Regions from separate parts of the Homo sapiens genome. Here region 1 is linked to region 2. The links are chromatin loops, found by intact Hi-C in ENCODE. Cell type or tissue: heart left ventricle. All regions are shown on one strand. Links, peaks and the distances in the headings refer to the core of each region. The heading gives the core; the rest is flanking DNA. Region 1 has its middle 120 kb from the start of IQSEC1. Region 2 has its middle 19 kb from the start of IQSEC1.

Evidence for each region. Peaks named below come from ENCODE experiments on the same cell type or tissue, not always from the same donor. Only the 100,000 strongest peaks of a DNase experiment are listed, where the experiment ranks them.
Region 1: a loop joins it to region 2, with 2.5 times the contacts of the local background. A loop is called at or near these places in 9 of 110 quality-filtered maps.

What each region holds. Positions count from the first base shown.
Region 1 is chr3:13,192,015-13,200,336 of GRCh38, forward strand. It overlaps a transcript of IQSEC1 not described here. Among named protein-coding and RNA genes, the nearest start is that of IQSEC1, 120 kb to the left of the region's middle. RefSeq lists enhancers at 1,041-1,647, 1,648-2,254, 5,767-6,387, 6,948-7,494. In heart left ventricle, for the core only: CTCF peaks have their summits at 1,056 (motif pointing left) and 4,556 (motif pointing left); a DNase peak (open chromatin) is centred at 4,477; H3K27me3 peaks cover 1,366 bases.
Region 2 is chr3:13,088,501-13,096,822 of GRCh38, forward strand. It overlaps a transcript of IQSEC1 not described here. Among named protein-coding and RNA genes, the nearest start is that of IQSEC1, 19 kb to the left of the region's middle. RefSeq lists an enhancer at 1-342. In heart left ventricle, for the core only: CTCF peaks have their summits at 3,833 (motif pointing right) and 4,048; DNase peaks (open chromatin) are centred at 3,861 and 4,321; H3K4me3 peaks cover 522 bases; H3K27ac peaks cover 379 bases.

The DNA of each region.
Region 1 (8,322 bases), core at 186-8,185, 100 kb after region 2:
GTACCTCATGCCATGTTCTGATTAGAAAGTAGGGCTATTGGCTGGGCACGGTGGCTCACGCCTGTAATCCCAGCACTTTGGGAGGCCGAGGCGGGCGGATCACGAGGTCAGGAGATCGAGACCATCCTGGCTAACACGGTGGAACCCCGTCTCTACTAAAAATACAAAAAGAAATTAGCCAGGCATGGTGGCGGGCGCCTGTAGTCCCAGCTACTCAGGAGGCTGAGGCAGGAAAATGGCGTGACCCCGGGAGGCGGAGCTTGCAGTGAGTCGAGATCGCACCACTGCACTCCAGCCTGGGCAACAGAGCGAGACTCTGTCTCAAAAAAAAAAAAAAAAAGAAAAGAAAAGAAAGCAGGGCTATTGCAGATGTCTTAGGTAAGATGTGGCACACTGGAGTAGGGGTCCCCCAGTCCAATATGCCTGCTGTCTATAACGCGAGGGAAGTTTGGACAGAGATGCACGCAGGGACGGACGACGTGAAGATGCAGGAAGACAGCCCTGCGGAGGTGGAGGTGGAGACAGGAGGGAAGCAGGTATAGGCAGGAAGCGCCAGGACCACCTGCCGTCCCCAGAGGCTGGGAGAGAGGCCAGGTGAGTATTCTCCCTCGGGGCCCCAAGAGGACTCACCCTGCATTCAGACCACCAGCCTGCGGGGGCAGTGAGAGGTTTCACAGCTCTGTGGCTGGGAGCCACCCACTTTGTTATGGAGGCCCCCGACACAGTCCCAAACTCCACTTCTTGTGTAGACATTTCCCACAGGCCCTGTGTGTCCACCTGGCTGGGCTCCTCTCCCACGTAGGGCTTGCTGGGGCCCTGCTCAGTGTCAGCTCTGGAGTTCTGCTTTGCAGATTCACCTTGAGGGGGAGCATTTGCCTCACCCCTGCTCCCAGCAGCAACACCTCCCCTGAGGCCTGAGTGCAGAACCAGAGTGAGGCCTCACGCTGGCATCCAGGACCTCTGTTCCCAGTGACAGCAACAGGGGCCATCTCTGGGCAGTGGGCGAAGGTCCAGTCCTGGCCATGTAGCTGCATGCAGTGCATCCTCCAGCCCCTAGTGGCCAGACAGGAACCCAGTTGCAGCAGGGATGGGCAGTGTCTTTTCTCAGCCTTGTCCTACGAGCACAGGATGCCCACCTGCCCGGGGCTCACACACAGAGCCTGCCCCATTCCCCGGACTCTCATGGGCATCTCTGCTCCCTGTCGCCCACCAGCTCCCTCTCTGCCTGTGAGTGTGGAGTTCAACAGATCCACAGCTTCAGCCCCACTGATGACTGCGCTTCTGAGCCATTTCCGGCCTGTGGCAATGTCTTTTACATTCTGAATACATATTTGGGGGTGGGAGGTCTGAAATCCACCAGTGAGTTTTAAACTAGGAAGGTAAAGATCAGAGGTGGCTTGGAAAGAGCTCTCTGGCTACAGAGTGGTGACCACAGGAAGGGGAGCACGCTGGGGGATGAAGGATGTGGACGGTCGGGTGGTGACTGGGAACAAGGCACAGAGGGGACGAAGAGGAGTGCCAGCCCAGGCCGCCAGGGTGACAGGAAGAAAGGGAGGGGAACAGAAGGTGCAGTTTAGGGGGTGAGGAGAGAAGTATCATGAGTTCAGTTTGGGGTGTGCCAAGCTTAGGGGTCTAGAACACTTAAGATGCGGGAAAGAGGCAGTTGGAGACCAAAGGCTGATGTCAGAGCTTAAGCCTCCCTCCTCCAACGGGCTCTCCCTGGACACATGCTGTGCTGGACGCTGTCCCACTTCCCCCGGCCCCACACCCTCCTGCCTGCACCTGCTCACACCCAGACCTGGCCTGTGTGACTCCACCAGCGGCCAGCAGCTTCCAGTGTCCATCAGTCAACCGGGCTGACAAGGACCATGCCCTGGGGCTTCGGCCACAGACCAAGCTTGGTTTCCTCACAGCTCTGGAGCCTGGAATTCGGAAAGCAAGGCTTTGGTTGGCAAGGGTGGTTTCTCTGGCAGCCTCTCTCCCTCCTTGGCTGGCCGACAGCCCCCTTTCCTGAGTCTCTGCATGGTCTTCCCTCTGTGTGTGTCTGTGACCTAATCCCCTCTTCCTAAGAGGACACCAGTCAGATTGGATTAGGGCCACCACCACGAGCTCATTTCCCCTTAATCACCTCTGTAAAGGCCCTGTCTCCTCATCCCGTTCTAAGGTTATGGGGGTTAGGGCTTCAGCCTATGAATTTGGGGGTGTGTAACTCAGCCGGGAGCAGTTGGAATGAGTCAGTGGGGGGTGCCAGCAGAGGCAGGGGAGGTTGGGGTGCTCACTCCGCAGCTGCCTCCCGGCTGGGCTGCAGGTTTATTCCCGTGTTTCTTGACCTACAGCAGAAGCCAGTGTGAGGCAGCCTCTCCTATGCTCTGACTCTCACTGGGCTCTGGGGACACCGCCTGTCCCCTGTCCCTCAGGTGCCGGGAGTGCCTCCTCCCAGCGTGCCAGGCCAGGCACTGCCCACCGCTCTGTGATTCCTAAAACTTCCCTCGCAGGGCCAGCTGCTTCCTGTCAAGGCGCCCCAACTCGCTTTCCACCCCCCTTCTCAGAGCTGCTTTCTACAAGCATGTAGTTAACATGTAAGGCCCACCACAAACCTATGATCCGAGTTGGAGGGTGCCCACCCAGAAACCCCAGAGGAGACCCCTCGAGGTAGACTGTATTTTCCAAAGACTGAGAGGCGAGGTCCGTGCTTCCTCCTTTGAATCTGGCAGGCCTTCCTAACAGACCTGACCCGCAGAACAAACAGGGAATTACGGCACCGAGGGACCTCCAGGCTCAGACATCCGCAGGCAATACGAGCAAACTCCAGCCTCAACCTCAGACCCTAACCCAAAGTGGATCATCGGCTTAAATGGAAAATGTCAATCCACAAAACCTTTAGAAAAATACATAGGAAAAAAACCCAGACCTAGCCTGAGGCAAAGAGTTCATAGACTTGACCCCAAACCCACAATCCACACAAAGAAAAAGCAGGAAGTTGGACCTCAGCAAAATTGTAAAATGTTTGCTCTGTGAGAGATACTGTCAAGAGGACGATAAGGCATGCTACTGACTGGGGAGAATGTTACAAATCCCACATCTGACAAACGAGTAGTATCTAGAATATAAAAAATGTTCAAAATTGAACAGTAAAACACCAAACAATCCAGTTAGAAAATGGGCAAAAGACACAAACAAACACTTTATAAGATACACAGATGGCAAATAAGCAGATGAAACGGTTCAATGATGTTAGCCTTGTAAGACACGCAGAAAATGCAAGATGAGATGCCACTGCATGCCTACCGTGATGACTGAAACAAGAAAGAGTGGTGACACCAGAGGCCGGAGAGGATACAGAGAAACTAGATCACTCAGGCACTGCTGGTGGGAAGATAAAATGGTACAGCCTCCGTGGCAAACAGTTTGGCAGTTTCTTATAAAACTAAACATGCAATTACCATATGACCCAGTAACTGTACTCAAATGCACTTAAAAAGCAAACTGTGGCGAATCCAATTCATGGAACACTATTCGGCAATCAAAAAGAATGAATTATGGATACACACGACAGCTTGGACAGAAGCCAAGGACATTTACACAGAGTGAAGAAAGCCAATCTCAAAAGGTTACACACTGCATGATTCCACAGAGACAACATTCTTGCAATGACAAAATTACAGAAATGGGGTTGTGCAGGGAAGTGGATGTGGCTGTCAAAGGGCAACATGAGGGGTTCCTGTGGTCCTGAAACCGTTCTGCATCTTGACGGTGGTGGTGGGCACGACAAAACTGCATAATCCTAAATATACCCACAAATGAGTACAAATAAAACTGGGCAATGTGGATAAGATGGGGGGATGGTATCAGTATCAATAATACTTCTAGCTGGCATATTAGACTGTGGTTTTGTAAAATGTTACCATTGGAGGAAACTGGGTGGAGGGGACGTGGGTCTGTCTGTATTATTTCTTATGACTACATGTGAATCTACAATGGTCTCTGAATAGAAGGTTACTTTTTTAAAAAATTACTAAGAGTTTCGGTTTTTTACAAAAGAGGCAATACAGCTCCCATCTGGTGCTTTTGTCCCCTCCCTCTTCTCTTTCTCTCTTTCTCTGGGGACACTCACGCTTTGAACCCAGCCACCATGCTGTGAGGAAGCCCAGTTTACGTGGGGAAGCCTGGGAGGGGGTGCCAGCCCATAGTCTCAGCTAGGTCCCAAGAGGATGCCAACATCGACCGAGACACGTTAGTGACAGAGCCTTCAGGTGACCCCAGCCCAGCCATCCAGGCACCTGAAGCCTCTGAGTCTTCTTCCAGCTGGTGCCGCAGACGTTGTGGAGCAGAGGCAAGCCATCCTGACCTCAGAGACAAGGAAAGGTAACGCATGAAGCCTGCTGTTCTACACCACTAAGGTTTGGCAAGCTTTGTTCCCCAAGGTGCACATTTCCTTCCTCCTCAACCGAGGGCTCAATGTGGCTTCCTTCCTGAGCGCCTCTGAGACAGGCTCCTGTCACTGCAGCATTTCCCAGGCTGCTTGCCCTGCACGTCTGGCTGTCACTCAGCCCCATCTCCTGGAGAACAGGCCACAGGGAGGGCTGCGTGAGCAGCCTGCCAAGTCTCCCTGCTTCTTTCCCAATGAGAAGAACACACGTTTCTGATTCCCTTTGCAAATGAAAGGTAAATCTTTCAGTGAATGAATAATGAATATCCCTGGCATGCGCGTGCGTGTGTATGTACATGTGTGTGCGTGTGTGTGTGTGTGTGTGTGTGTGTGTGTGTGTGTGTGTGGTGGGGAGCAGGCTGGAGAGCCCATCCCAGGAAGTCCAGAAAGAAGCAGCCGCAGGGGCTCTATTCCTTGTCTCTCAGGCCACACAGGCTTGTCCCAAGTCAGGGGGAGCAGGAGAGTCTGTGGGATCCGGGTGGGGGTGTCACCGGGCAGCAGACCCAGCTCAGAGGCAGGAAGGGTGTTCTCTGAGGCAGGATGCGTAGGGAGAGTTGAGGAGGGCTGCAGTTAAGACCCTTGCCACGACACTGCCTCCACCTGGAGGCCCCTGTGCCCTGGGACACTGTGGACCATAGACCAAGACAGCAAGGACATCAAAGGCTACCTCCTCTTGGGACTGTGTAGCTTTGTCTGCCTCTCCAGGAGCCTGAAGACATCTGAACAGATATCCCCTACGGAAGGTCAGGGATGCACATGAACCATGTCTTCCTTCACTTGAACGGGAAACGCTTGCTCCCTGCACACATTTTTTAAAAATCAACATTTGCAGCCCCCAAGCGCCCACAACAGCGGGAAAGAGGCATCTTCATAAACGGCAGATGCATGGCCAGGGGCGCTGGAGGGTGGGGTGCTCCCTGCCCCACTGGGGCTGAGCTGGACAGGCACTGAGTTCCCAGCCTGGCAGACAGGACGTGCTGGTGCCCGGCCCCATCCTGAAGTGTCCCAGCAGCCAACACTCATCACCAGGCCAGCTGCAGGGCAGGCCACTCTCCACAAGGCTACAGGGACTGGGGGCCTCAAATGTCCCCCACAGGCTGCATAATGACCAGGGCCCCTACGACCAAGCTGCCCGCCCTATTCAGCAGCATCTTGACAGAGTCCAGACCCAGGCCCTGATAACTTCACGGCCGCATGCAGTAGTCGCTAGTCAGCATCCCACCTTACGACCAGCAGAGTGGTTCAGGGAGGTGCACAGGCCAGGCATGGGTGGGGCATCAACATTGCAAGCTGGTAGGGAAGTGTGCCCCGTTCACAGGTGGGCACACTGAGGTCCAGAGAGGCCAAGGAAGATAGTCAAGGCCGAATTAGGCTTTAGTACAGGCTGGACATGAGCTAGGTGGGAGCGAGTCCCCCAGCCAGCGGGAAGAAAAACCCTGGTCTTGGAGGGCCTGAGTGGCCTGCCCAAGGCTGCCCAGCAGGAGCGGAGCGTGGTGCCCGCGGCTTGGATGTGTGTGCACAGCGTGCACCCGGCCTCCCGAGGCCTCTCTGTGGAGAGGACTATGCCCTGTGGCCCCGGGGCAGGGCTTAGACTCTGTGGGCACGCAGGGTCTGAAAGGACAGAGATGATGACCCTTGCCTGGAGGAGAATTGTGTGAAGAGGTGCTGAGCTCAGGCCACGTGGCCTGTTTTCTCTAATTCTAACAATTTCTGCTCATGCCCCACAGAGGACCCCTATAATTTAGTCCTACGGTCAACAAGCTCATCCAGACATTAAAAGGTAATTTACTTTCTGCTTCTCCTGCTTGTTATGGCCCATTTGTGGGCTTTTTTCTCCCAAAAGCATAAGCCTTGCAACCATGTAAACACAAAATATTTAAAGAGTAATTCTGAAGCTTGGGATGGCCGTGGGCTGTCCCCCTGGAGGTTCTGGGTGGCTCATCTGAAGAGTGCATACCGCGCCTAGAGATCCAGTCTGAGAACTCACCAACCAGGGTAGGCGGGGGGCAGGAAGGGGCTCCACCCAGAGTGAGATGCAGATTTCACGCAGCTCAGCTCCTAGGCGGTGATGACCGCTGGAATGTCCTGCCACCACCAAGAGTCCTGTGCATGACACTCTGGGTGGCACAGGGAAATGCACATGTTCTGAGTTTGGCTTGGTGGTGACCTACAGCCGGGATCATACCACAGCCAACTGCCTTTGAATTCCAGCTCTCATGCCGGCTGGCTGCGTCCTCTTACACACCATGTGACCATGGGCAAGGCACTGCCATGTCTTAGCCTGTGTTTCTCCACCACAAGAAGAGGCTAAGCCTCCACCCAAAGCACCCAACACAGCAAGGCACGTGGGAGCTGAAGCCAGTGCCTGCTGGAGCTCATGCCCTTGGAGTGAGGAGTTATTATTCTGCTGAAGAAAAGCAGAATCCCACACTTTCTGTTCCTGGGAAAGAAAAAGCCTGCTGAGGAGAAATGCCCAGGACGGAATACACCAGAGTGACCATGGCTGGGCTTGGGAGGCTGCCGGGCGAGTGTTTAGCCTGTATTTTCCAAGCTCTCTGTAATGTTTTAACTTGCTTCCATAATGAAAACCCATGCACATAAAGGGTGTGGTCAGTCACTCCTGCATTCAGCCACATGCATGGCACGGCGGGGGTGCGAGGGGACGGGGGAGCTGGTGGGGCAGGCGACACAACATGGCAGTGAAAAAGTAAGACCAGCCTCACATCAGAGAGAGCTCTCAGCCCGGAGGAGGCACTGGCCAGGCTTAGGATGGAAGAGAGCTGGGGCAGTGAGAAGGCTTTGTGGAGGTGGCCGCACCTGGCCCCTTCTCTAGGAGCCAACACATTTGACGCAGTCCTGGTTGACAGCTTGGGCTGGGGACTCTGGCTCCAATTGTTGTGACTGAGAAAATGGGCGTGGGCCAAACCTCCACCCCAAAGCTCCTAGGGCACCCCCTGGGACAGGGGCCGTCCAGGGACATCTGTGCAGAGCAGCAGCCCCTTTCCAAGCTGGGCAGCTCGCACAGGACTGTGTGGACATTGCCTCAAATCCTCCCCACAGCCCAGCTCTGAGCAGCACCGGTGTCCCTGCCTGCCACTCCCCACTTGCTGTGCTGTGGTCGCCCCTCCGCTCCTTCCCACCGACCAAGGCCAGCCCCGCGACCCTCCTTCAGTGTACTTTTCAGGTCCTGTGCAGCGACTGGCCCCATATAGGCTTCCTGCGCCACGGCCTGGAGTGGCCCCTGAGGCCCTTAGGAACCTGCTCGCCCACGAGGACACCCTGCCCCCATCTGAGTCCTCCGTGGCTGTCCCCGGACGTGAGGATGCCCTTCCCTCTGCTCCAGGCAAATGCTGCCAGGACCCCTGCAAGCAGCTGGGACAGGGTGGAGAAGCAGCCCCCGCAAGGGAAACCAGCACACCACACACATATGCCACACACACACACCACACACACACACAACAAACAGATACACCACACACCACGCACGTCACACACACACACACACCATACACACATACACATACACCACACCACATACATATGCCACACATGCACACACCACACACACACGCCACATGTACATCACACACACCACACACTACACACGCACACACACCACACACATACACACAACATGCATATACACAACATGCGCGCGCACGCACACACACATACACCACAGACTACTCACATATGCCACATGCACACACACCAAACACACATACACACACATACAACACACACATACACAAACACATCACACACTATATGCATACACCAGACGTGCACACAAACACACCCACATACAACACACACACACACACACACCACACACACATACTCCCCCCCCTTATCATTTATAAGCAGTTACTGAGTTGTTTCAACTATGAGCA
Region 2 (8,322 bases), core at 216-8,215:
TGGTTCCTGTCGCCCTCCCCGCTCCTCTGAATGGCCTTAGTACCCTCCCTACCCTCCTTGATTCAGCTCTCAGCCAGACCAATCCTTTGGCTGAACCTACATGAGACCATGGCCCTCTTCTGCTCAGTACCCTCCCGGGGACCCCACCCCACTCAGAATAAAAACCCCAATCCTTGCCATGATCCACAGGCCCTGCTTTACCCCCTGGGCCTTATTTATCCTCCTCCTAACTCTGCCTCGGGCACACTGGCCTGTTGCAGTTTCTCCAGCTCCAGCTCCAGGCTCTCCTGCCCCAGGGCCTTTGCATGTGTCATGCTTTTTGCCCAGGGGGATATTCAAAATATTTAACACAGGCACTGGCCCCCACCACTCCAAAACACCTCCTGCTAGGCTAAGTATTAACTCCTTTATTGCAGATCCTAGGGACATCTGAAGAGGGCCAGGAGAAGGGCTGGACAGAGACAGCAGCAGTGGGAGCCCCTCTGGGGGTCCAGACAGTGGGCTTTAACCCAGGGGCATGAAAAGATTTCAGTATTGTAACGACAGGTGTGTAACCGCTGGACATATGCCCTGACTTGGCCTGGCCCACTCCTCTCCTATTGGCCAGGAGGCCCCCTTGGGCCCCTCCCCAAAATACACTGCCACACCCCATCCTGGCCTTTTACTTTAGCACTTGTCACTATAAAACCACACAGCCCTAAAATATAAACAACCCAAGTGTGCATCAACAGATGATGGATAAACAATGCGATCTGTCCATACTATGAAACATTATTTAGCCATAAAAAGAAATAAAATTTGGGGAGCACTAGCCCATGCCTGTAATATCAACACTTTGGGAGGCTGAGGCTGGAGAATTACTTGAGCCCAGGAGTTTGATACCATACTGGGCAACACAGTGAGACTCAGTCTCTACAGAAAAAATTTTTTTTTAATTAGCCAGGTGTGGTGGTGCACACCTGTAGTCCCAGCTACTTAGGAGGCTGAGGTGGGAGGATCCCTTGAGCCCAGGAGGTCAAGGCTTCAGTGAGCTGTGTTTGTGCCACTGCACTCCAGCCTGGGTGACAGAATGAGACCCTGTCTCAAAAAAATTGTTTTTAAAGAAATGAAGTACCGATATATGTGGCAACATGGATAAACCTTGGAAACATGATGCTAAGTTAAAGAAGCCAGACACAAAAGGACACATCTTCTATGATTCGAATGGTGTGAAATGTCCAGAACAGGCAAATCCATAGAGGTAGAAAGCAGATGAGTGGCTGCCAGGGAATGGGAGGAGGCCTAGGGAGTATGTGGACGGCTGCGAATGGGTATGGAGTTTCTGCCTGGAGTGATGAAAATGTTTTAAAACCTATTGTGGGGATGGTTGTGCAACTCAGTGAATTTACTAGAAAGCATTGAATTGTACACTTTTAAAAACACTGTATATTTTAGGCCGGGCACGGTGGCTCACGCCTGTAATCCCAGCACTTTGGGAGGCCAAGGCGGGTGGATCACGAGGTCAGGAGATCCAGACCATCCTGGCTAACACGGTGAAACCCCGTCTCCACTAAAAAATACAAAAAATATTAGCGGGGTGTGGTGGCGTGCACCTGTAGTCCCAGCTACTCGGGAGGCTGAGGCAGGAGAATGGCGTGAACCTGGGAGGCGGAGCTTGCAGTGAGCCAAGATCGCGCCACTGCGCTCCAGCCTGGGTGACGGAGCAAGACTCTGTCTCAAAAAAAATAAAACAACAAAAACAAACTACTGTATATTTTAAATTTCTATATTCTATATTTTGGTTTGTTTCCCTACTGTTAGCACGCTAGCTTCATGAAGGTAAGGATTTTTGTCTGTTTTATTCACTATACTCTAGTGCCTGGAATACCACCGGTATTTAATAAAATGTGAAATGAGTGACTGAATGAGTGAGTGGATGTATGAATGAATGATTGCAATCTGAGCTCAAGGTGCTGCTCCCCAGTGAGTCCCAGCACTCAGGCACACCCCCATCCCGTGTTGCACCTCTCTGTGTCCATGTGTGCCACCCACTGGCTGCAAGTCCCCCACAGGACATGCTCATGGAGTCTGTGGGGTGATTGGTGACAGGCCTGGTGCAGGGGCAGGTCCTGGTAGAGGTAGGCCCCACGCTGGGCTGAGAGACTCTACAGCCCACCACATCCCGAGAGCCCCTTCTCCCTCCCCACAGCCTGGTGTTGATTTAAAGGGACTTTGCTGGGCTTCTGCCATGTGCCAGGTGCTCTGCTGGGCCTGAGGAGGCACACTAAGGGGACCTGGCACCCTGTGACTCGTATGAGCTCCGTAGAGATTTTAGACTTCGATCCTTGAGCTCAGAAGGACCTCAGCCGGGGACACTCAGGCACAGACAGGCTGAGAATGGAACCCGGGTATCCACAGTTCCCTTGACCAAAAGCCCTGTGCGGAATTTGAACCCCAGCCGCGGGGACAGCACTGGAAGACTGCACGGAGCTGCCTGACCAGCCAGGAGGAAGATTAATTTGGATTTGGCTGGCCTGGCCTCCTCCTCACCGCCCACACTCCTCTGCCCTGATGACCCATTCTGTGCTCGGTTTCTACGGCCTTCTCCCAGAGAGGTTTGTAAAGACTTCTCGTCACTCCGGTCTTGACTCAGTGGACACTCTCTCAGGGAGGGCTCCTGCCCACCTCTGTCCTGCACTCCCTACGCCATCGCTCACTCAGGTGCATGCCTTGACCCCGTCACCACTCTCCGAGGGCAGCAGCATCGGTCTCTCTGCCAGGCTGCTGGTTGCTGTCCTCCTTCCTCATTGGCATACAGACTCCAGGAGGCCAGGGGAGTCTGTTTTATTCACTGAAGCAGGCTCAAGCCATAGACCGTGCCTGGCACATAGCAGATGCTCAAAAAATATTTGCCGAATGAATGAGGGAGTTTGTTTACAGGACAGATGCTGGAATGAGACCCAGGACAGTGTTGCTGGGCCTTTGACTTGGGCTTGGGCCTACTGAAACCCATGCATCTTTTCTCCCATCTCTTCCCCTGGCCTCCTGGCCTCCCTGCCCTCCCTGAGCACAGCCCTCCTTTGTGACTACTGCAGGAGCAGGGGCTGGGGTGTGAAAGGACCCAGAAGCCCAGGTGGGACGGGCCCACAATGCTCCCAGGAAGCCCGACTTGGCTGTGCCTCAGCCTTGCCCCCGCTGACCTGTCTGTTCACCCCAGCTGTTCCTATGACCAGGCCCTTGTCAGCCCTCCCTCTGTATTCAGGGAAACTGAGAGGTGCCTGAAGCTCCAACATAAAAAACAAAGACACAGGCAGGCAGAGGACACGTGTGGCACATTTGGGGAGTCTTCAGGGGTTTTCCTAGGAAAGCCACATCCTCTGTGGAAGCCTAGACTGTTCAGGCTTCCTCCCAGGTCTCCTCTTTGGTCTGGGAGGGCAGCTTGGGTGGGGTCGGGGTGGGCAGGACCTGGAGGCGCTGGAGCAGGGCAGTCATGGGGGAGGTGGTCAGTGTCCCCAGGCCCCCCAGGCAGTTCTAAGGGCCTGTGCATGGTCGAGGCCAGGAGGAAGCTAAGCACAGCTCTTTCTGGGGTCAAGCTACCCTGCACTGCGCGGGGTCAATTGCCCTGCACTGTGCAGGGTCAGAACTGACTGCATCAAAAGGGGCTAGTGAGATGCCTGTGCCTAGGGCTAAGCAAGCCAGCAGGGACATACCAGGCAGGAGAAGAAGACCTTGTGAGCTTCTGCCAGCTCTGAGGACACCGTATCACGGGGGTGTTTCCATAAAGTGCTCAGGGAAGTAAGTTCTGGGGTTAGTACAGCTCAAAGGCGCTAGGTGTAATGCTCAGAAGTTCCAGCAGAGGGCAGCGCGCGGCTGCTGCAAAGTCCTGCAAAGAGATACCTGCAAAACACGCCCCGGCTGACCACGGACGTCCCAGAACGCTGTTGACCTGGCTCCTTCCCAGGCCTGCCCAGGCCTCATTCCCTGGCCACATGTCCTCTCCCCATCTGGGTTAGGCTAAAATAATCCCAGGAACTGAGATGCTGCCAAGAAGACACAACACAGAGACAGGACCCTAAGGACCAGGAGCAGCGCGTGCCTGGGTGCTGGGGGCCTCTCTGAGACGGCGACATTTAAGCCAAGAGCTAAATAATGGGAGAAGTCAATTTTAGCCCCTAACCCGAATTATTTCTGTTCCCTCACCAGAACAATCTCAATGGTGTCTCCTCTATCAACCCCTCTGATGGTGGCCTCTTCGCGTAAAACAGTCCACCAACATTCAGGCCCTGCGCTCTCTGGCCCCACCCACCTTGCAGGGTTCCTGTCCCAGTGCCAGCCCCTCCTCACTCTGCTCCAGGCACGCTGGCCAACTTTCCATCTCCAAGGCCGAACTTCTTCGAGTCCCGGGGCCTTTGCCCTTGCTGTTCCCTCTGCCGCGAGCACTCTTCCCCCTCCCGTAGCCGGCTCCTCCCATTATTTAGCTCTTGGCTCAGAGAGGCCCCCAGCACCCAGGCACAAGCTGCTCCTAGTCCTCAGGGTCCTATCTCTGTGTTGTGTCTTCTTGGCAACATCTCAGTACTTGGGATTATTTTAGCCTAACCCAGGTAACAAGTGACTAAATCACATCTCGGTGGCTCCACACAGGTCCTGCCCCTGCCCAGGGCACAGTCTGTGGTTTCACCAACTCCAGCTGGGGAGGCGAGAGGATACAGAGAGGCATTAAGAGCAAATAAACAAACTCACTTATAAAGGAGACATCGTCCCTCAGCCAGAGCCTCAGCCCCATACCTGACAAGACTAATCGGGCTCAAGGACGGAAGGAGACCTGGGGCCTCCATCCCAGCCCTGCCTGCTGCAGGGATGCATGCTCCTCCAGCATCCCAGGCGGTGCCATCTGAGCCCCAGCACCTTCAGTGATGCAGAGTTTATGTCCTCACCGGGCCCCAGGGGAGACCATTAGGAAGCTTCCTCCACAGGAGGAGCTGGGCTCCACCTCCTGCCATGCGCAGACGAGGGGCTTCATCCAAGTAACTGGTCCCTGTGGCTCAGGGCAGGAACTGGGGAGGCAGGGCTGCCTCCTCCCCAAGCTCAGGGGATGCCACGAGGGAGGAGGTTATTCAGTGTGATTCCTACGTGTGTCCCCTTCATCCAGCACATGGGGTGTGTGGCAAACCCTGGACAAGGGGACACAAGACGCATGCAGCTACAGCCTGGCGGCAGGATCAGGCCCGAGCACTGATGACGACTGAGGCATACACAGTTGGATCCACTGTCTGGCATCCAGCCCCTCTTATCCCTGAACCTCCTCCCCACTGTTGGTCCACGTGACTCCGCTAGGTCTCCCCCTGTCCGTTCTCAGCACCCTCTAGGTCCAGGGATGTGCACGTGATCCAGCCTGGCCAATCAGAGCATAAATCCCTCTGTTCTTCATAGTGATTGGCTTAGAGATGGGCTTGTAACCTGAGTCAGGCCAATGAGAGTCAGCCCTGGCGCTTTTGCAGATCTGAAAAAGAGACCTCTTCCGGCTGGGGCCACTGAACTAACTGGCTGTGAGCCTGGGGTTCCTGGTGCCTATCGTGTTATACTGTAAGAGCAAACCTTCCCAAGAATGAAGAAACAGGGCTGAGGGATGAAGAGAGAGAGAGAACCGTGACATCCGATCAGGGTCCTCACTGATACACCGATGGTAGCAGGTGGCACCTCGTATCACAGTGGAGAAGCCGGTGCTGTGGGAGTTCTAGGATGGAAGGCACTTGTGGCAGGGAGATCATGGAAGAGGCAGGGACTGCATCAGGCCTTGAAGGATGAGAAAGTTAACACAGGAAGATGAGTGATCAGGCATTCCAGATGGAAGGCGAAGGCAAGGCTTGCAGGGGCTGACCTTGAAAAGAAGGATTTCACTTCCACCCCTCTCCCGGAGCCACCTGGAAGTCCCATCCCTGCTCTAGACTCCCTCCCCCAATCATATACAAAACACAAACCACAGAGGCTGGCGAGATGCAGAGTGATGTCTGAGCCCCTTTAATTTTGTTCCTTTTTGTCAGGAAGATCTGTGTCCACTCAACCTCTCTCTCCTCCTGACACCCCCCACCTGGTGCCAGACCCTGCACTAAGTACTGTTCGTGGATCAGCCTGTGAGACTGCTTCCACCATTCCCCTCATAATACAGTTGTGGAAACTGAGGACAGATAAATCAGGAGTATGGCCTGTTCCTGGCCATACTACTGGACAGAGGGCTGCAGGGCTCAAACTCAGGCTGACAGGCTCCAGCAGCCACGAGCTCCGGGATCTTCTCCCACTGAGCACGGTGTGACCTGCCGAGAGCACCTGACCCTTCTGGGCCTCCACTGGGAATTCAGGGAAGATCAATAGTTGAGTTCAATTGTTACCTCCCCAGGCAAGGGATACATTTCGATGGACCATGGACACAGACTGAACCAGCTGCAGGCCACACGCTGAGAGAGGAGCCCAGCAAGTGCTCCTAAGCTTGTGGCTGTGGCTGCGGTTTTGTTCGGTGGTGATCATGACCATTTGTTGGAGCCACACCTGGGCAAACGCTATTGCACCGAGAGCCCCCCTCCTCTCCACCTTGCTTCTGGTTTACTGCAGTTTAATAACAATGCTCCACAAGTCAACCAGCCCAAGAATCTACCTCCATCTCTGCCTGTGGGTGGACCCCAGGCTGCGATGTGTAGTCTGGTCCACAGTATACACTGTCTTTCCCAGAGGTGAGCCTGGCATGGTCCCCGTCGTTCCTGAAGGCCCCAGGGAGTTGGAAAGGTGTGGTCAATCCCCGACCCCCACCTCCCAGGGCATCTCTGAGGAACCTGTGAAAAATGCACATTCTCGGGTCTACCCAGACCTCCCAAGCAGAAACCCTGAGGTGGGGCCCAGCCATCTGGGATTTAACCAGCCTTGGCGATGCTGGTGTGCGCTCCTTTAGGGAAGTGCTGGCTTCGTGGAAACAGCAGCACCGGGGGCTGATGGACAGAGCTAAGAACATTTGAGACATGTGTTTCCTACTTAATGCATACCCAGCGCCTCCTCAGAGGCCGAGTTGCTTCCTGCTCAGTGATAATCATTGCCACTCCCCCCTCCTTTCCCAGCCATCTGGGGCCTTTTCCGCCACTCCATGACACTGGGTGGCTCGGTGGGGACGCTGAGGACGCAATCACCAGCCTTTTAGGAACTGGCGCTTGTAAAAGAGGTGGGGACGTCCTTCCTCAGAGGATGCTGAGCACGCCTGTCGGGACGGGCAATTTGCAGAGGGCTCCAGATGCAGCAGGACAATGGAGGCTGATTGGCAGGGAGCGGGCGGGGCAGCTTTTATTCCACAGCCCCACGCAAAAGCGCTGAGCCAGCTGCAGAGGAGAGAGGCCTGGGAAGGATGAGGCTGAGGGAGGGGCGGCGAGATTCACGTGAGACCTCATGCATTCACTGATTTATTCACACATGCCTGCATTCCCTCATTTGGAAGGCATCATGATGGGGTGGGAAGAACCCTCTGAGTCGTCCAAGCTCCATGGCTTCAATCCTGGCTCCTGCACATCCTTGGTTCCTCCTGCCTCAGTATCCGCATCTGTGATCTGGGCTGCTATGAGGCAGAGAAAGGACCCCATGGGTGAAAATGCCCAGCACCCTCCCTGGCTCTTCATAGGTCCCAAGTGTAGACTCAGCTTTCCTATCCCCTCTTTTTCTTCTCATTCATTCAGACACGTATTGAGCACCTAGTGTGTACCAAGATCTGACCTGGGCAGTGGGAGGCACAGGTAAGACCTCCAGGCTACGCCCTAGCTCTTGGGGAGCTCACAGTCTTGGAGGTGGGGCATGTGGGGGACAGGCCTCTAAGTGATCTCAGGGCAGGGTCAGTGTTGTGAGAACCATCCATTCATTTATTCACTCATTCCTTTGCTTATTCACTCAACAAAATTTACTCTGTCACCATACACTGGGCCGTGTAGGGCACACGCCCTTCCCAGAAGGGATTCGCAGTCTAGCAAGAATCAAGTATTTGGGGGGCATAGAGGGCAAGACGCTGACTTAGCATTGGGAAGACACCACAGAGGAGGTGCCATATGAGGTGAGTTTTGAAGGATGTATATGAGTTCGCTGTGGCCTGGGGTTTATGTGAAGAAAACACACCCCAGAGAGGAAGGAACATGAGCAAAGGCACGGCAGCCTCCTGGTGCTTCCGAAGACCATGCTGGCAAAGGGCAGCACAGTCCCAGCCACTTGGCTACATACCCAGAATAGCACTGTCACGCTTGAAGGAGGCACAGAAGCTGCCCCAGCTACCCTCCCACCAGTGCTGGGCCTTCGACAGACAACCATCATTTAATGAGCACC